2 separate regions of the Homo sapiens genome follow, and region 1 is linked to region 2. A link is an interaction called in ENCODE POLR2A ChIA-PET data of the cell type or tissue named here. Cell type or tissue: MCF 10A. All regions are shown on one strand. Each heading gives the region's core, and the rest is flanking DNA. Links, peaks and the distances in the headings are about the cores only.

Region 1 (11,227 bases), core at 2,425-7,424, 980 kb after region 2:
GAAACGCAGCTAGTTTGAATTGAGATGCTAATTACACACCCATTTTCAAAGACCTAGTATGAAAATAAGAATGTAATCTATCTCATTCATAATGTTTTCATATTGATTACATGCTGAAACGATTGCAGTGGCTCACGCCTATAATCTCAGCACTTTGGGAGGCCACGGTGGGCAGATCACTTGAGCTCAGGAGTTTGAGACCAGCCTGGACAACACAGCGAGACCCCATCTCTACAAAAAAAATAATAAATTAGGCAGGAGTGGTGGCTCACTCCTGTATTCCCAGCTACTCGAGAGGCTGAGGTGGGAGGATCACTTGAGCCCAGGAGCTTAAGGCAGTGAGCCACGATCACGCCACTGCACTCCAGCCTGGGTGACAGAGCGAGACCCTGCCCCCACCCGACCCTGCCCCCACCCCACCCTGCCACCAAAAAATACACGTAAAAAATAATTGGCTGGGCATGGTGGGTTACGCCCAAAGTGTAAGCCCAACACTTTGACAGGCCAAGGCAGAAGCATCACTTGAACCCAGGAGTTTGAAACCAGCCTGGGCAACAGAGTGGGACCCTGTTGCTATAAAAAATTTAAAAATTAGCCGGACATGGTGGTACACACCTGTAGTCCCAGCTACTCAGAAGGCTGAGGCAGGAGAATTGCTCCAGCTGGGAGGTCTAGGCTGCAGTGAGCCAATGAGTCGTGATTGCGCCACCCTGAGTGACGGGGTGAGAGATCCTGTTTAAAAAAAAAAAAAAATTGAATTGAAAGCAAGGACTCAAGATACTAATGTTCATAGCAGCATTATTCACAATAGCCAAAAGATGGAAACAACTAAGAGTCCATAAACAGATGAATGGATAAGCAAAACGTAGTATATACATACAATGGAGTATTACTCAGCCATAAAGGAAATGAAATTCTGATACATGCTACAACATGAATGAACCTTGAAAACATTATGAGCTTTGAATAAATATATATGAAATAAGCTAGACACAAAAGGACAAATATTGTATGAGTCCCCTTATATGAGGTACCTGGAATAGGCAAATTCAGAGACAGAAAGTAGAATTGAGGTTACCAAGGGCTGGAGGGAAGGGAAATGGGGAGATATTGTTTACTGGGTACAGAGTTTCAGTTTGCAAAGATGAAAAAGTTCTAGAAATAGACAGTGATGACGGTTATACAACACTGCAAATACCACTGAATTGTAAACTTAACAATGGTTAAAATGGTAAATTTGTTACATATATTTTGTCACAATTTTTTAAAAATCTGTTTCTTTTTACCCATTTATTTATTTATTTATTTAGAGACAGGGTCTCACTCTGTCACCCAGGCTGGAGTACAATGGCACAAACATAACTCACTGTAGCCTCAAACTCTTATGCTCAAGTGATCCTCCTGCCTCAGCCTCCCAAAGTGTTGAGATTACAGGCATCATCCCTTTTTGCTTTTTAAATGTGGCTACTGGAAAATGTAAAATTATACATAGTCTGTATTATATTTCTGTGGGGAAGCCCTGGGGTAGAGACAATCCTAAAGACCTGCCTCACAGGGCGCAGTGGCTCACGCCTGTAATCCCAGCACTTTGGGAGGCTGAGGTGGGCAGATCACCTGAGGTCAGGAGTTTGAGACCAGCCTGACCAACATGGAGAAACCCCGTCTCTAATAAAAATACAAAAAAATTAGCCGGACATGGTGGCAGGTGCCTGTAATCCCAGCTACTTGGGAGGCTGAGGCAAGAGAATCGCTTGAACTCGGGAGACGGAGGTTGCAGTGGGCCGAGATCACGCCACTGCACTCCAGCCTGGGCAACAAGAGTGAAACTCCATCTCAAAAAAAAAAAAAGGCCTGCCGCCACCTTGGCTCTGCTGCTTCACTGCTTTGCACCATGTTTCCAACATGAAGTAACCGAAGAATAATAAAAACAACCTTCGTAAGTAAACAGAGCCGGACTTACACACGAGTATTGCTTCCCTTTCAGCCTGGTCACTTCAGAAGGTCATGTGCCTGGGGCAACAGGATGGCCACTTTTCACATCAGCTCTGTCTACCATGGGAATGGCCTTCAAAGCTTGAGGCTCTTTTTCTTCCCAGCCAGAATCCTCAGAGCTGGCAGATCTTCATCCTCCCAGGAAGGATTTGACTTCTGGAAAGAGCCCAACATCATCTGGTTCCAAGTGCAGTGAATCAGGTGGCACTGAGCTCAGGAATACCATTTTTGGTCAAATACAAGGTATGATGCTCAGACTCCAAGCAGATTACTTGGGGTGGCTCATAAACTGGCCCTGAAGTGAATTCCAAGGCGGCTGCAAGAACAGCTTCACTGGAAGAAATGTAACAGCCTCTACCAGCACCACCACCATGTGAATACCAAAGCTTAAGAACGCGTCCTCATTTCTCCGCAGTTGCACCTCATAAAGTGTGCATTTTTTAAAACGCCCTTGGCCCCAAGCTTTTTGCTTAAGGCTGTAACAAGCTTTATGAGCTTATAAATACTCAGATTTACTAGTGTTACTACTAACAGCAACATTGTGATAAGAAATATTTGGAGTGGTACAATAGAAAGATAGGGCAAGAGTTGGGAAGCAGAGGACAAAAGCCCCTGCTCTATCTGCAAGTAGCTACACTTTGGGCTAATAATCTCTTGACCTCTGGAGACGGGATGTTCTCATGAGCCAAGCAACAATGATACCTATAATACATTTAGGCCTTTTTTTAAAAAATGGCAATTAGACAAAATATAACAAGAGCCATAAAAGTGATTATATCCTTTGACTGAATAACTTACTTCCTAGAATTTATAGTAAGGAAACAATTCAAAAGAAGAAAAAGCCTTCAGGTACAAAAAAGTTCATGGCAGCACTATTCATAATACTGAAAAACAGGAAGCAACCCAGGCGTCCAACAATCAGGAAGCAGTTAACCCAGTGATGGTACATCATGGCATAATCCCTCTTCACTAACCCGGCAAATATAAACATTGTGTATCAGGTCAGTGGAAAGTCTTTGCAAAGTAACAGTAATTGAAAAAAATAAGCAATTGTATAAACACTATGATTGGAACCATCTATAAGCTGATTTCATGGGCTAAAGATCAAAAGATGCTACAGAAACATAAATAGTTGCTGTTAAGGTGAATAAGTCATGAGTTTTAATTTTTTGGAATGTTATGAAACAATAAAGTATCTAAGAAAAATCTATGCCCTACCTACTTCCTTCACAAGACTTTTGTTAGGGTATAATGTCATACTGTCCAATAAAGCTTTCTGCAGTGATGGAAATGTTCTGTATTTGTGTTCTCCAAATGGTAGCCACCAGCCACATGTGGCTGTTGAAAACTTAAATGTTACAGAGAAACTGAATTTTTCATTTTATTTAACTAATTAACAATAAAAAGCCACATGTGGCCAAAGGTTCCCTACTGGACAGCACAGGTGTAACAGGAGGGTGGTTGTGAAAAGGTTCTGGAAACATAAACTGCTCTACACACACTGTGCGCCGTACGGCTCTCATCTAGTTCTCTCTGCACCTCTGTGCTTTACTTCCCAGCCCTCCTGCCAGTATTTCTGGGCTTTCCTTTCCTGATGACCAAAGTCAAACAAGTCCTATTCATCCTGCAGATCTCAACTAGGAGACACCCCTTCGACTGGCTGTGACAGGTTTTGTTCCCTGGCCATTGTTCCAGCAGCAGCAGCAGTCGGCAAATGAACGGCCAGGTGTTGCGAACAGCACTTTACAGGCAGCAACTCGCATACTTCACCACCACACTGGGAGGTGGTATTACTAATGAGGATGAGGAAACCAAGGCTTGGAGAGGTTATATGACCTACCCAGGGATAACCTGGCTGATAAGTGGCAAAGGCAAGATTCAAAGGGGCTGGCTTCCCCAGAGTCAGGGCGCTTACCCAGTATGTCAATCGTTTTCAAACTGCAGGCTGTGGCCCATTAGTGAGCCAGGAAAACCATTTAGGGGGCTGCAACCAGCATTTTTTATTAGCCAGCACTTTATTTAAGTAGGTAAATAACAATAGAAAATATCAAAGAGTATCACATTAAGGGCCGGTATTATATCCTGAAGCTTTTTCAACATCCATCTACATCTGAGCATGCATGTGCTGGATCAAATTTTAGAATGTTATTTCTTATTGTTTGAGAAATATTACACTGGAATCTACTGTTTTCTATTTGATCCATTGTAATCTCTTGAACAGCAAGGATCTTGGGTACATCTTGAGTTTATTCCAGGTCCTGACTCATAAATATTTGGTAAATGACTAAGCCTATGCCTCTGTTTCCCACCTCGAAAGCAAGAGCAGATGCCTCAACCAACAGAGTCATCATTTAACGACAAGGAGGAGCTGAGAGGCCACGAGGTTTCCCTAGACTCTCCTGATGAGTCAGGGCAGAGCTGCTATCCTGGTCTCTAGCCCTGTCCTGCTCCAGACTTGCTTACAGGTAGAGGTTTTTATACACCAGGGGACTTTCATACCCCATCAGAATTTAACAAAAGGTGCATAATTAATTATTACTGAACGTGGCAAATAATTTCATGAGGTTACTGGACACTGCGAAGTTCACCCCTGAATGCCAGACACTGGTGACGTAAGACATTAATTCATTGGACAAATATTTATTGTGAATCTACTATGTGCCAGGCACTGGTCTAATCCCTGCCACGGAGTTTCCATTCAGTTAGAAGTACTCACATACACACATACACATGCAATGTCAGGGGTGAGTATTACAATACATACAGGAAGGAAGAAGAGGATAGTACTATTTAATATGAGGTGGTCGGGGAAGGGCCTCTCTGCAAAGGTGACATTTCAACAGAGGAAAGAAGAAAGCAAAGGAAGAAGTCATTTAAACATCTGCCAGAGTATCCCAGGATGGAGGGACGGCAAGGGCCAAGTCCCTGAGGCAGGAATAAGCATCATGATCAAGAACAGTCAAGTAAGCAAGCTGCAGGCCATTATGAGGACTCTGGCCAGTCTCTGAGTGAAAAGGGAACTACTGGAAGGTTCTTAGCAAAGAAATCACATGGTCTCACTCATTTCAAAATGATCCCTCTGGCTGCTTTGTTGACAACAGACTGTAGGGGACAAGACTGAAAGCAAGGAGACCAGTGAAGAGGCTACTTTAACAGTCAAAAGACACATTTGCACCAGGGTGGTAGCTGTGGAGGTGGTAAATTCTCAGCTTACAGATATATTTTGGTGAAGGCCAACAGGAATGCTGAGGTGAAATCTGAAAGAAGTTAAAAATAATCCCTGAAGAAGGGGAAACTATCCTGTATGACACTATAATTAGGAATACAAAATATTAAGCATTTGTCAAAACCCAAAAATCTTGACAGCACAAAGAGTAAAGTTTAATGTATGCAAATATTTTTAAAAAGACATAGGAAGGCCATCACAGTGGCTCACACCCATAATCCCAGAACTGTGAGAGGCCAAGGCAGGAGGATTGCTTGAGCCCGGCAGTTTGCGACCAGCTTGGGCAACATAGTGAGACCCAGTTTTTAAAACACACCAACATACACACGCATGAAGTCAGGGTGTTCCAGGATGGAATGCAGAATGTGACATTCTGAATCCAAATGTATTAAACAACTTCACTGAAAGGGTAGTGGGGGAATAGGGTGCTGACCTAAGTAACTTTGAAAACGAGTGGAGCCTGTAAGACTGAAGGCAAAAGGAACTGCACGTACACACTGTACTCTAGCTGATAAGTTGTTTCCCACAGGGGATCGGGGGAGCAATTCTAAAACCACCATACATGTATGCTAAATGGAACAATTAAGTAAATGTATGGTGAATGGTGGGAGTCGGGTTTGTCACAGGTGGAGTGGGAGGTTACAGACAAGCAAGAGAAGGAAGCTAGAACACAGGTCCCCAACCCCCAGGCCACAGACCAGTACCAGTCCATGGCCTGTTAGGAACCAGGCCGCACAGCAGGAGGTGAGCAGCAGGTGAGCAAGCGAAGTTTCTTTTATATTTACAGCCGCTCCCCATCACTCACATTACCGTCTGAGTTCCACCTCCTATCAGATCAGCGGCTGCATTAGATTCTCATAGAAACACGAACCCTATTGTGAACTGTGCATGTGAGGGATCTAGGCTGTGTGCTCCTTATGAGAATCTAATGCCTGATGATCTGTCACTGTCTCCCATCACCCCCAGACGGGACTGTCTAGTTGTAGGAAAACAAGCTCAGGGCTCCCACTGATTCTACATTATGGTGAGTTGTATGATCATTCCATTATATATTACAATGTAATAGTAACAGAAATAAAGTGCACAATAAATGTAATGCACTTGAATCATCCCAAAACCATCCCCACCCCCAGGTCTGTGGAAAAATTGTCTTCCATGAAACCGGTCCCTGGTGCCAAAAAGGTTGGGGACTGCCAAGCTAGAACAATCCATGCAGTCATGGATAAGAGTTGGACATCAGTTATGTTTAGCTGAACGTAGATACAGGTGGTTATATATGGAAATACTTCTAGATCTGTGCATATATACGTATGTCTCTTACTCTGTCCACTGCGAAGGCCTAGAAGCAAGGACACTGAGAAGCACTGAGCATACCTAGAGCCCAGATCTTGTTTTCTGGGCCATTCTCCAATAAAAGGAGCCAGGGCTCCTTGGGAAATGGCTAATTCTAGGACTGGGGCAGAAACATACCAGATGAGTCTGGAATAGAAAGAAAGTGCTCAACAAAACAAAACAAAGCAAAACATATAGAGGGGGATATGTCAAAGGGATACAGGAGCCAAGTGGAAGAGCTCCCAATGGCCAATGGAGGAACAATTTCAGCAACAAAATAAAGTAGTACTGGATTCTGGTCCAAAGTATAAAATAAACATCCATGAGTTCAGGCCCGGCATGGTGGCTCACGCCTGTAATCCCAGGAGAGGGGATTCCTGTAATCAGGAGGCCAAGGCAGGTGGATCACCTGAGGTCAAGAGTTCAAGACCAGCCTGGCCAACATGGTGAAACTCTCTCTACTAAAAATACAAAAATTAGCCAGCCATGGTGGTAGGTGCCTGTAATCCCAGCTACTCAGGAGGCTGAGGCAGGAGAATCACTTAAACCCGGGAGGTGGAGGTTGCAGTGAGCCAAGACTGCACCACTGCACTCCAGCCTGGGCGACAGCGGGAGACCCTGTCTCAAAACAAAACAAATCCATGAGTTCACACCGATACAAATATATGACTCTGTAAGCAAAAAATAGGGGAACAGACAAATTTCCCACAGAGAACTCCAAATAATTTGCATTATATACTCTGCCTTTAAGCATGGGGCATAATTCCACACTCCTTAAATGTGTGCTGTACATAATGACTTTCTCCAAAAGTACAGTGCGGAAAGTGCAGGAGGAAAAGTAACTCTACACTGGAAAAGCCTGACTACTACCTCAAGCCAGGTGGCTCAAGCTAACAGATGTCAACAATGATAACTCATATCGATAGTATGTACCCTTGATATGATGTGATGAGAATAGCACTTTACTTCTGTGGTTGGATTAGTCCATTTTCATACCACTTTGAAGAAATACCCGAGACTGGGTAATTAATAAAGAAAAAGAGGTTTAACGGACTCACGGTTCCACATGGGTGGGTAGGCCTCACAATCACGGCAAAAGGCAAAGGGGAGGCAAGGGCATGTCTTATGTGACAGCAGGCAAGAGAGTGTGTGCAGGGGAACTGCCCTTTATAAAACCATCAGATCTCCTGAGACTTATTCACTATCAGGAGAATAGCATGGGAAAGACCCACCCCCATGATTCAATTGTCTCCCACCAGGACCCTCCCACAACATGGGGGGATTATGGGAGCTACAATTCAAGATGAGATTTGGGTGGGGACACAGCCGAACCCTATCAGTGGTCCTCCTCCCCAAAAACCCATTACCCTGATCTTACTCATGTCAAAAACAGGCAAATCCTAATTAAAGGTCCTTCTGCAAAATATCTGACCAGTCAGTACTATCTTCAAAACCCTCAAGTTCATCTAAAACAAGGGAAGTCTGAGAAACGATCACAGAGATGATGAGCCTAAAGAGATATGATGACTAAATGTAATAGGGTGCCCTGGATAATACCAGGACAGAAAAAGGACATTAGGGAAAAACTAAGGAAATGTGAATAAAGTACAGATTAGAGTTAATAATAATGTATCAATATTGGTTCAGTAATTGTGACATTTCAGATATTAGTAATAGGGGAAACGTGGGCTATATGGGCACTCACTGAAGTATCTTTGCGATAACTTTGTAAATCTAAAATTATTCTAAAACAAAAAGGTTATTGGGGAAAAAAAGAATGGGTCAACATTTCAAAACAAATAAATAAAAAACCACTGAGACAAGTATAGCTCTCAAGACTTAGCAAATACTAAATCTTCTCTTAAGACTGAAAAACTCAGATTTCACGACTGCCACAGGCCTTCATCTCCCAATGTTGTGTACTGTGCTGGTAGGCCATTCTTGGCTTCTAATGAAGTAACTTTAAATTCTATTGTGAAAATTCAGCTGAAAACAGACTGGGGAATAGAAACCAGTGTCAGAAGTTACTGTTTTAGGCCAGGCACAGTGGCTCTTGCCAGTAATCCCAAACACTTTGGGAGGTCCAGGAGGAAGGATATCTTGCCTCCAGGAGTTCAAGACCAGGCAGGAAAACATAGTGAGACTCCATCTCTATTTCAACTTTTTTTTAATTAAAAAGAAAAAAAAGCCGGGTGTGGTGGCTCCCGCCTATAATCCCAACACTCTGGGAGGCCGAGGCGGGTGGATCACCTGAGGTCGGGAGTTTGAGACCAGCCTGGCCAACATGGTGAAACCCTGTCTTTACTAAAGATACAAAAATTAGCCGGGCGTGGTGGCACACGTCTGTAATCCCAGCTATTCGGAAAGCTGAGGCAGGAGAATCGCTTGAACCCAAGAAGCGGAGGTTGCAGTGAGCCAAGATCCCGCCACTGCCCTTCAGCGTGGACGAGAGAGAGACTCCGTCTCTAAATAAATAAATAGAATGGCTTTAAAAAAAAAAAAAGGAAAGAAAAAGAAGTTACCGCTTTATGGCAATGGGTTGTACAGCCTGGCCCGTCCCATTAAAACAAATTCCTAAGAACCACGCAAAACTAGATTAGAATGCAAAGCTAAGCCACCTCTCTGGGCAAAGTCACACTGGTAGCCGGTGGGCTGAAACTGGTGTGCAGATGCCCTGCAAAATATAATTATTAATCTAAATGTGTTGTCACCATTTTAAAAATGTTTCTCATATTCATTTCTCGCTTCTCTTAGAATTCGTACAACAAACATGGACTGTGCACCTACTAAGGGCTTTACATTCACCACCTCGGTTTACCCCGCAGTACAAGCGTGTATGTCCATTTTAGAAGACGAAACTGAGGGCCAGAGAGGAACCGTGACTTGCCCACGGTAAGAGAGCCATACGGATTCGAACCCTGGCCAGATTCACTCTGGAGCTCAGGGTTCTCCTACTGCTCCACCCGTGGGAGGAAAGGCCCGGACCAGGCCATGAGGAGCCCTGGGTTCTGGCCCAGCCTCCGCACGAAAGCGCAGGGCTGCCCCAGGCGAGGCCCTCCGCCTCCCGGGGGGCTCAAATTCCCCTCCGGAAGTAACTTTCGAACAACCGCCGAGGGAACGTATTCAGGCCCTGAGCGGAGCGACAGCCGGGCCCACCAAGCGGCGCCGCTGGAGACAGGCCGGCCGGGAAAGCCAGGCCACCGCACCGAGGACGGCTCTCTCTCGGTTCCCACCCCACCGCAAAGCTGCGGCACTCACCTCCCGCGCCGCCGCGCCGCTCCCCCGGAAGTAGTTCCCTGCGACCCTGAGTCCCGGAAGTGACGCGCACTGAGCAACCAACCGGCTCTGTTCCGCCCGCGTTGCCAGGTTTCTGGGTGAGGCACCGCTGGGTTTTGTCGACTTTTGTCCCTGTTCTGTGGGTTCGAGCTGGACAAAGAGGTTTGGGGAAATGAAATCTAGAGCTTGTCAATTCTTTAAGCTCCTATATCACTCAGCTCGTTTCAGCAACATTTTTGTTTAATTAAAAAGAAAACAAAAGAAATTACTTCTCGGGGCTGGGCACGGTGGCTCACGCCTGTAATCCCAGCACTTTGGGAGGCCGAGGCGGACGGATCACTTGAGGTCAGGAGTTCGAGACCAGCCTGGTCAACATGGTGAAACCCCGTCTCTACCAAAAATACAAAAATTAGCCGGGCGTGGTGGCGGGCGCCTGTAATCCCAGCTGCTTGGGAGGCTGAGGCAAGAGAATCTCTTGAATCCCGGGAGGCAGAAGTTGCAGTGAGCCGAGATCGCGCCACTGCACTCCAGCCTGGGCGACAGAATGAGACTCTTCCTCAAAAAAAAAAAAAAAAAAAAAAAAAAGTTACTTATTCATCGCAATGGGCTGTATAGCTTGGCCCGTCTCATTGTAACAAATTCGTAAGAACTGCGCGAAACTAGATTAGAATTTTGTCCTATGCAAAGCTAAGCCATCTCCCAGAGCAGAGCACAGTCACAACTGGTAGCTGGTGAGCTAAAACGGGTGTGTAGCTGTCCTGCAAAATGTTCATCTGGATGTGTTGTCACTATTTCAAAAGTGTTTCTCACGTTCATTTCCTTAATTTTATGCCAGGTCCTGAGCTAGGAGCCTACAATGCAGAGAGGAGACAAACAGAAACACCTCTTGTAATTCAGACAGAAGCAAATCATTATAATTCATTCAAAAAGCATTCACTGAGCGCGTACTCTATGCTTTGTCCTTGTAACTGAGGACACAGTGCTAAAGCAGACACATACAGTCTCTGCCCTTGTGGTGCTTACAGTCCGTTGGAGGGAGACAGACTAATTAAATGAATGTGTAATCATATAACAGGATAAGTTTTTTGAAGGCAAAGAACAGTGTTCCATGATTAAGAAGGGGTGGGGGGCAAGTAGTAGGAGAAAAAGAAACCTAGATGAGAGTGTGATAACCAGCCTCCACCATAAACCCTGACGATTCTTGGCTCCTGATATCCATACCCCTCTGTAGTCACCTCCCACCAAGAATAAGACTGACCTGTATAACCCATAGGATATTGCGGAAATCTTGGAGCACGAGTTCCAAGATAAAGTCATAAAAGACATTGCAACTTCCTCTTTCCTCTGTCTTGATTGCTCATGGGGAATCCATGTTGTGAAGACACTCAAGCAGTCCTATGG
Region 2 (11,227 bases), core at 2,340-7,339:
GGAATGAATTAAGACTTTGGGGGACTGTTGGGAAGACACGATTGTGCTTTGAAATGTGAGGATATAAAATTTGGAAGGGGCCAGGGGTAGAATGATATGGTTTGGCTGTGTCCCTACCCAAAATTTCATCTTGAATTATAATCCCCATAATACCCATATTTCAAGAGCAGGACCAGGTGGAGGTAATTGGATCATGCAGGCAGTTTCCCCCATGCTGTTCTTGTGATAGTGAGTGTGTGCCTGATGGTTTTATAAGGGGGCTCTTCCCGCTTCGCTTGGCACTCACTTCATCCTGTCACCCTGTAAAGAAGGTGCCTGCTTCTCCTTTGCCTTCCACCATGATTGTAAATTTCCTGAGTCCTCTCCAGCAATGTAAAACTATGAGTTAATAAACCTCTTTCTTGTATAAATTACCAGTCTCAGGTATTTCTACTTCTTCTTCTTCTTCTTTTTTTTTTTTTTGAGATGGAGTCTTGCTCTATCACCAGGCTGGAGTGCAGTGGCACGATCTCAGCTCACTGTAACCTCCTTCCAGGTTCAAGCGATTCTTCTGCCTCAGCCTCTCAAGTAGCTGGGATTACAGGCCTGTGACATGATGCCTGGCTAATTTTTGTATTTTTAGTAGAGATGGGGTTTTGCCACGTTGGCCAGGCTTGTCTTGAACTTCTGACCTCAAGTGATCTGCCTGCCTTGGCCTCCCGAAGTGCTAGGATTACAGACATGAGTCACTGCACCCAGCTGGGGATTTTTTTATAGCAGTGTGAGAATGGACTAACACAAAGCCCCAACACTGGCTTCTTATACTTTACTAGAAGAAGAGGAAAGTGACTTCTTAGCATGTCATGTAAGGTCCTTTTTTGAACTGGCTCCTGCCAACCTTCTCCAGCCTCACCTTGCTCAGGCCTCAGGACCTTTGTGCTCACTGCTCCCTCCTCCTTGAACATGCTTTACCCAAATGCTTCGCCACTCACTACCTTGCCTCCTTCAGGTCTCCGCTAAGGATGTGTTCATCAAGACGCCTTTTCTGGCTACCTGTCATGAAATAGGAGCCCCTTACTCTGCATTATTTCCCCCCTCAGCACTTACCTCCTCATGAATATTATGCCTTGGTTTGCTTATTGGTTTGGTTTTTTTCTTGTCTTTCCCCTAGAATGGAAGAGCCATGAGGGCAGGGGCTTTGTGTACATTTGCTCATGGTGCCTAAACCCAGTGCCTGAATAGGGCCCTGCATATAGTAAGCACTCAGCAGGTGCAATAAACTTCTTGCCTCTTCCTGCCACACAAATCTGGGCTCCTGCAACACTGAACTGCTTTTTGCTGCCCACCCACACCGCTCTTACCTCCAAACCTCTGCTCATGCTGATCCTCCTGCCTGGAGGGTCCTTCCTCCTTTGTTTTTCAAATTTTCATTTAATTAAAAAAATTATTTGTACACATATTTTCCAGAGATGGAGTCTCACTCTGTTGCCCAGGCTGAAGTGCAGTGGCACAATCATAGCTCACTGAAGCCTCAACCACCTAGACTCAAGCCATCCTCCCACCTCAGCCTTCCAAGTAGCTAGGTGCACACCACCATGCCCAGCTAATTTTGTATTTTCTGTAGAGATGACGTCTTGCTTCTCTGGTCTCAAACAAACAAGTTCAACCAACTCCTTCCTCAGGCTGGTTTCAAACTTCTGGCCTCCCAAACAACCTTCAGCCTCAGCCTCCCAAAGTACTGAGATTATAGGCATGAGCCACAGTGCCTGGCCATTTGCATAGATATATTCTATGGCTCCTTTAGGATTCTGCTTGTGTTATCAGCTCCCCTAGGCATCCCTCCCTGACCACTTCCCCTCTGCCTGGTCAAGTACCCTTCCTGGGCTCCTGTGGTATCTCAGACATCTCAATTGCAGTACTTGTCACTGCACTTTTGAAGGATGTTTGTTGTATACATGCTTGCTTATTGTGAGCATCTTGTGAGCCAACTCCCGCCCTGCTAAACCCTTGGCAAAGGGCCGGAAGTAGTCAATGCTGAGTGAATGTTTTTATGAATGAATGAATGAATGAATGAATGAATGAATGGAGTTAGCTTAGGTTTAGCCATAGGTCTTATTCAGTGACCCTGAGCAATCTCTGTCCCTCTCTGGGCCCCAGTTTTTCTCAATCTGTATAGTCAAGCTGGGTCTAACTAACCATCTGTGTTTATTAACACTGCAATTCTGCTCCTAGCCCCTGGGGTTCTAATCCTATTGGGGGAGGCAGATGTCTGCCTGGATTGCACCCCCATGGATCATTCTGATGTTTCAACAGCTAGATCCATGAAGACCCATTCCCACTCCGCAGACCCGAGACTCTGCTTTATAAGAAACCAGGTGAAAGCAGCACGTGTAGGCTCCTGGAGGACAGTCTTGGAGGACTCCCTGGGATGGGGGAACACAGGCAGGAAAAAAAGTGACCGCCTCCAGCTTACCCCCTCCCCTATCAGGGCTGCGGACTGAAACGGGGAAGAAAAACAAGCACAGCTGCACAGGACAATTTAGCCCTTTCACCATGACTTAAGCTCCCAGCCGCCTGTTGCGTGAGGCCGCAACATGACCCCGGCCCCCTCCGTGGCGCCACCGCCATAGCATCTGCCCAGTTTTGTTCATACCGTAAGGAAGAGGCCTGGGGTGTCCTTGGGTAGCCCCAGAGCTCTGAAGTGGGGCCATAGAGGGAAAGGGGCCGTCCCTGTGGGAAAAGAGGGAGAGGAAGCTAGAATGTCGGGGAGGGAGACATCTCAGTGCTGAGAATCCAGGGATGGGAGGAAGCTGAGCTAAGCTGTGGCTATTTGGGGTGTGTGTGGTTTGGGGAGCCCCTCTACTATTTTTTTTTTTTTTTGCAGCTGGACCACTGTAAGGGGATGTGGGCAAATTGTACAAGCCCTCAGGGTCCCCCTTACCTTCTCTGTGAAATAGGTGTGGTAACTCTGTTGATGCTGTGAAGAGGCCAGTCAGGTATTTGCCCCTCCCAGCATGCTGTGTGGCCCTGGAGAAGACAGTTACTCTCTCCCTGAGGACATCTTTGCAAGGCAGGTGGGGGCAGAATAGAGATGTCTAAGGCAGCCTGTATCTGAAGCGCCCCATCCTTACACAGCATATCAAGAGTATGTAGCATTAACACAATTTATTACTGTTGATATTGGCCTTGATCACCTGGCCGAGGTCATATTTGTCAGATTTCTCCACGGTAAAGTTACTCTTTCTCCTCTTTCCCATACTGTAACTTTTGGAAGGAAGTCACTATGTGCAGTCCACACTTTAGGAGTGGAAGTTATTTATTTATGCTGTGTCTTCTTGGGGGTGAAGTATCTACATAAACTATTTGGAATTCTTCTGCACAGGAAATTTGCCTAATCTCTCACACTTACAGCCATGTGCTGCATAATAACACTTCGGTCAACAACGATGGTGGTCCCGTAAGATTATAATGGAGCTGAGAAATTCCCATTGCCTAGACCTTCCGGTAGGACAAGATGTGGAGGTGATAGGTAGTGGTACTGATGATCATGATCCAGTGTAGGCCTAGGCTAATATGTGTGTTTGCATTTTTTTTTTTTTTGACATGGAGTTTTGCTCTTGTCGCCCAGGCTGGAGTGCAGTGGTACAATCTCGGCTCACTGCAACCTTCGCCTCCTGGGTTCAAGCGACTCTCCTGCCTCAGCCTCCCAAGCAGCTGGGATTACAGGCCTGTGCCACCACACCTGGCTAATTTTTGTATTTTTAGTAGAGATGGAGTTTCCCCATGTTGGCCAGGCTGGTCTTGAACTCCTGACCTCAGGTAATCCACCAGCCTTGGCCTCCCAAAGTGCTGGGATTACAGGTGTGAGCCACCGCACCCGGCCTGTGTTTGCAGTTTAGTTATTTTTATTTTTTGTTTTAATTTTTAGCAACAAGGTGTCACTCTGTGGCCCAGGCTGGAAGGCAGTGGAGGGATCCTAGCTCACTGCAGTCTTGACTTCCTGGGTTGAAGCCATCCTCCTATATCAGCCTCCAGATTAGCTGAGACTACAGGCATGCATCACCATGCCCAGCTAATTTTTCTTTTAATAGATAGTCTTGCTATGTTACCCAGGCTGGTCTTGAACTCCTGGCCTCAAACTATCCTCCTGCCCTCAAACTATCCTCCTGCCTCTGCCTCCCAAAGTGCTGGGATTATAGGCACCAGCCACTGCATCTGGCCTTCCATTTTAGTTTTTAACAAAAATGTTTAAAAATTAAAACAAATTTAAAAATAGAAAAAAGCTTATGGAATAAAGATATAAAGAAAGAAAATATTTTTTGTACACTGGTTTAATGTGTTGGTGTTTTAAGTTGCTATTACAAAAGAGTCAAAAGTTTTAAAAATTAAAAAGTTTAGAAAGTAAAAAAATTTACGGCTAAGTTTAATTTATTATTAAAGAAAGAAAAATATTTTTAGGGCCTGGCACGGTGGCTCACGCCTGTAATCCCAACACTCTGGGAGGCCGAGGCGAGTGGATCATCTGAGGTCATGAGTTCAAGACAAGCCTGGCCAACATGGTGACACCTCACCTCTACTAAAAATACAAAAATTAGTCAGGCATGGTGGCGGGCATTTGTAATTCCAGCTACTCGGGAGGCTGAGGCAGGAGAATCTCTTGAACCCAGGAGACGGAGGTTGCAGTGAGCCGAGGTTGTGCCACTGCACACCAACCTGGGTGACAAGAGCGAAACTCTGTCTCAAAAAAAAAAAGAAAAAGAAAAATATTTGTATAAATTCCATGTAATCTAAGTGTACAATGTTTATAAAGTCTACAGTAGGGTACAGTAATGTCCTAGGCCTTCACATTCACTCACGACTCACTCACTGACTCACCCAGAGCAACTTCCTGTTTTGCAAGCTTCATTCATGGTAAGTGTATGTTAATGGTTCCTTTTGTATATTTAGATACACAAATACTTACCATTATGTTACAATTGCCTGCAGTATTCAGTACAATAACACAGTGTACAGGTTTGTAGCCTAGGAGCACTAGGCTATACCATATAGCCTAGATGTGTAGCTGGCTATACCACCTAGGTTTGTGTAAGTACACTGACGTTCACACAATGACGAAACTGCCTAACAGTGCATTTATCAGAACATATCCCTGTAACAATGCATTTATCAGAAAGCATCCCTGTCAATAAGGGACAAGTGACTGTTTATTTATGCACTCATTTATTTATATCAGTGTATGCTTTATTTTCTTGTTCAAGTTGTTCCATCCAGCTTTGGTCATTAGAAGCTCTTTCAGTTGTTTTCTGTGTCCCTTTCACATCCTTCCATCATTGTGGATTTCTTTGTTTTTTTAAGGCATTTTCTTATGATGCTCCAGGCTCATCTTGTACATTGTACATTTTCTACCCCAGTCCTTGCTTGAATCACCCATTTCTCTCTCTCTCTCTCTCTCTCTCTCTCTCTTTCTCTCTCTAAGACAGAATCTTGCTCTGTTGCCCAGGCTGGAGTGCAGTGGTGTGATCTCAGCTCACTGCAACCTCTGCCTCCCAGACTCAAGCCATCCTCCCACGTCATCTTCCTGAGTAGCTGGGACTACAGGCACATGCCACCACGCCCAACTGATTTTTGTATTTTTTGTAGAGACAGAGTTTCGCCATGTTGATCAGGCTGGCCTGAACTCCTGGGCTCAAGCAATCCACCTGCCTCAGACTCCCGATGTGTTGGGATTACAGGCATAAGCCACCATGTCCAGCCTGAATCAGCCATTTCTCCAGGGATCCCTGTTTTCTTTTACTGGAGAATGGAATTAGACACCAAAACCTGGATGTTAAGTGTGCTTGTTGCTACTGCAATGTCAGTGCTTCTAAGTGTTCTCAGCTGATAGAACAAGAAAATATATGTATATATGAACTTCTTTATATACACATACCTATAAACATTTCTGTATGCAACTATCTATCAACTTACCTATCTGCATTGGGAAGCTACTGTCTCCAAGTCAAATCCATTGCCACATGGATCATTCTAGTCCCTTGCTTGTTGGTAATCTCTCACTCCAACAGTGAGAAACCTCATCGTTCTTCTCTTGAGAATCAAATTGTCTGGACTTTGGCTAGTGGGAGCCCCTTTAAGTTGGCTCCTTTAGACTTGGCCTCATCATTCATTGAGTGTTTCCTTGCATTTTGACATGAGATGCTTCAGGTTCACCATTCACTTTCCCTGCCCAATCCTGGAATCAGCCATTTTTCTAAGGACACTAGTTCTGTTTAGTAGGGAATGATGGCATTTAGGAGACAAGATCTGGGCCCTGGGTGTGCTAATTGCTATAGGTATGTTGCTTTTCCCTGGTCTGCTCATATCAATGTCTCCAGTTAACACTCATAGCCATAGCCACAGATCCTTCCTCCACTCCATATTTTTGACTTCCTTTTCCCATAGTGAGAACGCTGAGTCCCAAAACATCAGCACATTTACTCATTTCTTCCATCATACAACACAGAGATAGTAGTTTTAGAATTATAACACTAAATACCTAGACTCCTGTGGTTACACTTACTTAAATTATTTTCTTTGTGTGGCTATATTATTATTTGACATTTAGTTAAGCTCATCTCTTTACTCTTTGTTTATAAGTTTACAGTTTACATTTTTATCTTTTTATTTAATTTTATTTTTGAGAATGTAAAATATTTGCATGGTTAAAAAGTCAAAAATCCTGTACAAATATATTCAGAGGAATCTCACTCCCATCTCTTTCTTCTCCATTGATATTCCCACTAACTTCTTATGAGTAACCATTTGCAATAAGTTTCCGATTTATCCTTCCTGGGTTTCTTTTGCATAATTATTTAAATATGTATGTAAATAAATAAATGTTTTCTTTTTTATTTTCTTAAAAGTTTGCATAGTATAGGTAGTCCTTTATTTTGCTTTTACCTTATTTTGTTGTTTAACAATATATGCTGGAAATCACTCCCTGTAGGTTTACAGAGATCTTCCTTCTTGCCTTCATGGCTGCATAACATTCTCTCATGTGGTACCATAGTTTATTCATCCAGTTTTCTACAGATGGGCATTTGTGTATTTTCAACATTTTGTATTATAAATAATTCCTCAATAAATAACCTTGCATACACATTTTTCATATTTGTGGAATTATATCTTTAGGATAAATCCTAGAAGTAAATATCCTGGATCAAAGAGTAAATGCATATCCTGTTTTGTTCTATATTACAAATTCCTTCCTAGAAGTTTTATTGCCAACAGGCATTATTGACAATTTATAAGAGTAGCTATTTGCTCAAAGCCTCACCAGCAGGTATTGTCAAGCTTTTGAAATTTTGCCAATGTGATAGATGAAAAATGGCATTTCAGTGCAGTTTTGATTTACTTAAAAAATTCTCATATGTGCCAGGCCCATTGTACATATGTTTCCCGAGGACATGTGTTGGGTCATTTCAAACAATACCAATATACTGGATCTTAGGGCTGACCTAATCCTATGGATGTTTGGTGGCTGTGGCTCTCCACCATGCCTTTGGGGCCAGCAGGGTCTCCACAGAGGGTCCCAGCTTCTCAATACCCTCCTCTGGTTCCTGAAGGCTACTGACCCTGCCCTGAGTCCCCCACCAGTCGAGAAACTGCTTCCTCCACACAAAGAAGACTCTGAGTGAGGAGGATGACTTGGCTTCTGAAAAATGCTGAAGTCTTGACCTCCTCCACAATTCTGAGGGCCAGCTGGGGCCGAGGAATGATGGAGCCAGGACCTCAGGGTAGGAAGGACTAGTATGAACTGCTGCTTGAGGAAGCTGGATTTGGAGACACAGGGCAGGCTGTCTCCCCAGGATGAGTGGTCTAGCCTCTGATGACCTCTTGGCTTCAAAACTCACTAACTCTCTCCTCCTCTGGCTGCCTGAATAACCTCCCTAAAGCTTAGAGATGACCAGGGATTACAAACTTCTTCTGGCTCTCCAGGCTCTGACCCTCTTTCCCAATGGGACTTCCTCCATTACCTAATGCGCTCTATATAAATCTATCCAGCCATCCAGATACCCAGCCATCCATCCATATTAGTTATCTATTGATGCGTAACATAACAAATTATTTCATAACTCAGCATCTGAGACAACAATAAACATTTATTGTTTCACACAGTTTCTGTAGATCAGGTGTTTGGAAGCAGCCTCACTGGGTGGTTGTAACTCAGGGTCTCTCATGAGGTTGCAGTCAAGCTGTCAGCTTGGGCTGCAATCATCTAAGGCTAGACTGGGCTGGAGAAGCTGCTTCCAAGGTGACTCACTCACATGGCTGGCAAGTTGGTGCCGGCCATTGGCAAGAAGAAGCCTCAGTTCCTCGCCACCTGGGTGTTTCCACAGGGCTGTTTGAGTATCCTAACAAAATGGCAGCTGGCTTTCCCCATAGCAAGCAATCCAAGAAACAGCCAGGCAGAAGCCACAGTGTCTTTTGTGACCTAGTTTCTGAAATCACAAGCTATTACTTCTTCTACATTTGGCTGTCTACAGGGGAGTCTCTAAGTTCAGCCCACACTGAAGGGGGCTCCAGAGTGTTAAGAAATTTGGGGACATATTTTAAAATCATCACACCATCTATCCACTTAGCCAACAAAGATGTATTAGGCACCTGCTGTGTGCCTGGCCCTGTGAGTAGCTCACAGTCCAGAACCTTGAGGAGTATAACAAGTAGGTAGGGGTGCAAATTCAAATGTCCACAGGGCCCAAGGAGTAGCATGAATGAGTAAACTGAGCCAGGTGGGGACTCTGGTGAGCTGGATAGCATGCGCCTAAAGGCAGAGGATGCTGCCCAGCTCCGGAGTGTCTGTGAAGCCTCCCAATTTTTAGATGTTGAGAATTAATTCCATTTTCACTTTTTTTTTTAACCTTCTCTTTGCCTGATTTGGCCTATCCACTGACAGTTTGCAAGCTCTGATGCAGCCACACCAAATTTCTCAATGTTCCCCCAAACATTGATTCATTCAACAAACATTTACATGCACTGGGCCCCTTTCATGCATTACAGAAATAACTTGCACACACTGTTTCTTTGGCTTGGAATGCCTTCTTATTTTTCTCCCCATGATGAACTTCTATTCCTCCTTCAAAACCCAGGTGTAAATGTCCCTTTCTCTGGGAAACCTCATCTGACCCAATCTCTAGGGGGTGTTATTGGTTCCCTCCTCTAGGTTCCTACCATATTTGTGTCTGTAGTTCCATCAATACACCCCTGCCTCACTCACCAGAAGGTGGGCTCCTGGGGGTTGAATAAAAAGACAGGTGCCACTGAGCAGGGTGGAGAAGATTGTGCGGGGCCACCTAGCAGGGCTTCCCAGGGGAGGTGGTCCTGGAAGGAGGAGCAGGACTTGCAGAACAGGGGTCCCCTGGCGGGGGAAAGAGGAGAGCAAAACCAGAGGCAGGAAAGCATGGGTGGGGCCTGAAGCTAGGAGGGTCCCGGCTCCTTCCTCCGTAGAGCTCACCCAGCCAGCAAGGTTCTTGGCTGCCTCCCCAGATGATGAGGGGCGAGGCCTGCAGGCCCAGAGGAGCCCAAAGTAATCAGGGGAAGGGAGACTGCTGGAACAAGAAACCCAAGTCCTGAATGAGTCATCGATGGAGTCTGTCCTACAATAACAAGAAAGGGCTGGACTGGAAGGGAAAGAGAAACTCCAGAGATGAAGGACTTCTCCAGAGGCTCAGGGATGTGCTGGGGGGAGCTACACAGCCCTCTATGTCCCCTGACTTGGAGTATCCAGCCCCAAGTCCCCCCAGAGCCCTGGCTTTTGGCTTCCACCACCCTTGGAGCCCAACTCTTCTCCAGCACCCCATGTCAGCCCCCTTGCTGGTGGGTCTCCCTGTAGCCCCTGCCCCCTCCCACGGTCTCCTCCACCCAGGCACTGGAGGAACCTTTTGAAGGGAGTCAGCCGGCGGGGGGGTGGTCAAGAAAAACCTAATCTGATAATATTACTCCCTCCTGAATTCCTTCCCATGGGTTTTCATGGCTCTAAGGAGAAAATTCAAACTCTCTGGTCTACGGAGCCTTGCCCATGCCTCCCACCTCCTCTTGTGTCCCTGTCCCCATCACTCTCTGGCTTTTTTCTGCCTCCAACATGCTCTCCTGCCACAGGCCTTTTGCATGTGGTGTTCCCTCTGACTTTAATGCTTTTCTCTGACTTTTTCTTCTTCTGTTTTTTTGAGACGGAGTCTTGCTCTGTCACCAGGCTGGAGTGCTGCAGCGCAATCTCGGCTCACTGCAACCTCCGACTCCCTGGTTCAAGCGATTCTCCTGCCTCAGCTTCCCAAGTAGCCGGGATTACAGGCATGCGCCACCACACCCAGCTAATTTTTGTATTTTTAGTAGAGACGGGGTTTCATCATGTTGGCCAGGATGGTCTCGATCTCCTGACCTCGTGATTTGCCTGCCTCAGCCTCCCAAAGAGCTGGGATTACAGGTGTGACCCACCGAGCCCAGCCTTCCCTGACTTCTTATGTTTTCTCTTTGAATCCCAGCTTAAGCCCTCAGGGCCACCCTCCTGGACCTCCAGTGGGTTCCATTGATTTGTGCTCTTTTTTCCCCTTTAAGACCTTACCACCATTTGTATAAGGCACTCATTATTAAGATCTGACTCTCTTCTAGACTGTGAGCTACATGAAGGCAGGGACTGTCTGTCATGTTCACCCTGATATGGCCAGCATCCAGCACGCTGTCTCTGGCACAGAGTGGACACTCAATAAATGCATCTTATGACCTCCATCCCTAGTGAGACGTGACAAATGCGTGTGTTGTTGCCTCACAGCAGACGGGAAACAGGCAAAGCAGAGGTTATGGGTTCCATTTTACAGGTAGAAAACTGAGGTTCTGAGAATTCAGGCAAACCCCCAAGATGCCTCACGGAGTTAGTGGGTAGAGAGGGGCCTGAACTCAAGGTCTCCGCTTATACAGCACAGGCTGCTCCATCAAGAGGCCGATTTAAGGACAGATGAAGTATAACAGATTGTTGTCCTGGCTGGACAGTGTGACAACGTGAGTCACTCCTCCCTGGGTGAAGCTCCCTGGCATAAATCAGGACAGTTAAACAAGGTAAGTTTTCAGTCTTTTTTAGGAGCTCTAAGAGGTTTTATTTCCATAGGTTATTTCCATCTCATCCTTCCCACCGAGATTGTGGGCATCCTAGGAAAGGGTGAGACAGTGTTTGAGGTCCCTAACCTACCCACAGGTCACTCCCCAAAGCCCATCCTAG

The links. ChIA-PET counts read pairs that join two places held together with the same protein. Peaks named below come from ENCODE experiments on the same cell type or tissue, not always from the same donor. Only the 100,000 strongest peaks of a DNase experiment are listed, where the experiment ranks them.
Region 1: POLR2A ChIA-PET joins it to region 2 with 5 read pairs; 1 of 35 experiments calls an interaction of 5 or more read pairs at or near these places.

What each region holds. Positions count from the first base shown.
Region 1 is chr20:37,288,268-37,299,494 of GRCh38, reverse strand. MANBAL (mannosidase beta like) reads right to left here and starts at 9,840. Exons shown (of 3, transcript NM_001003897.2): 1 at 9,809-9,840. RefSeq lists enhancers at 7,628-7,737, 8,966-9,870, 9,943-10,052. In MCF 10A, for the core only: no CTCF peak of the experiment used is centred there; DNase peaks (open chromatin) are centred at 3,714 and 4,334.
Region 2 is chr20:38,269,667-38,280,893 of GRCh38, reverse strand. The region is part of intron 1 of LOC149684 (a long non-coding RNA gene); the gene reads right to left. Among named protein-coding and RNA genes, the nearest start is that of KIAA1755, 15 kb to the right of the region's middle. RefSeq lists a silencer at 627-736. In MCF 10A, for the core only: no CTCF peak of the experiment used is centred there; a DNase peak (open chromatin) is centred at 4,863.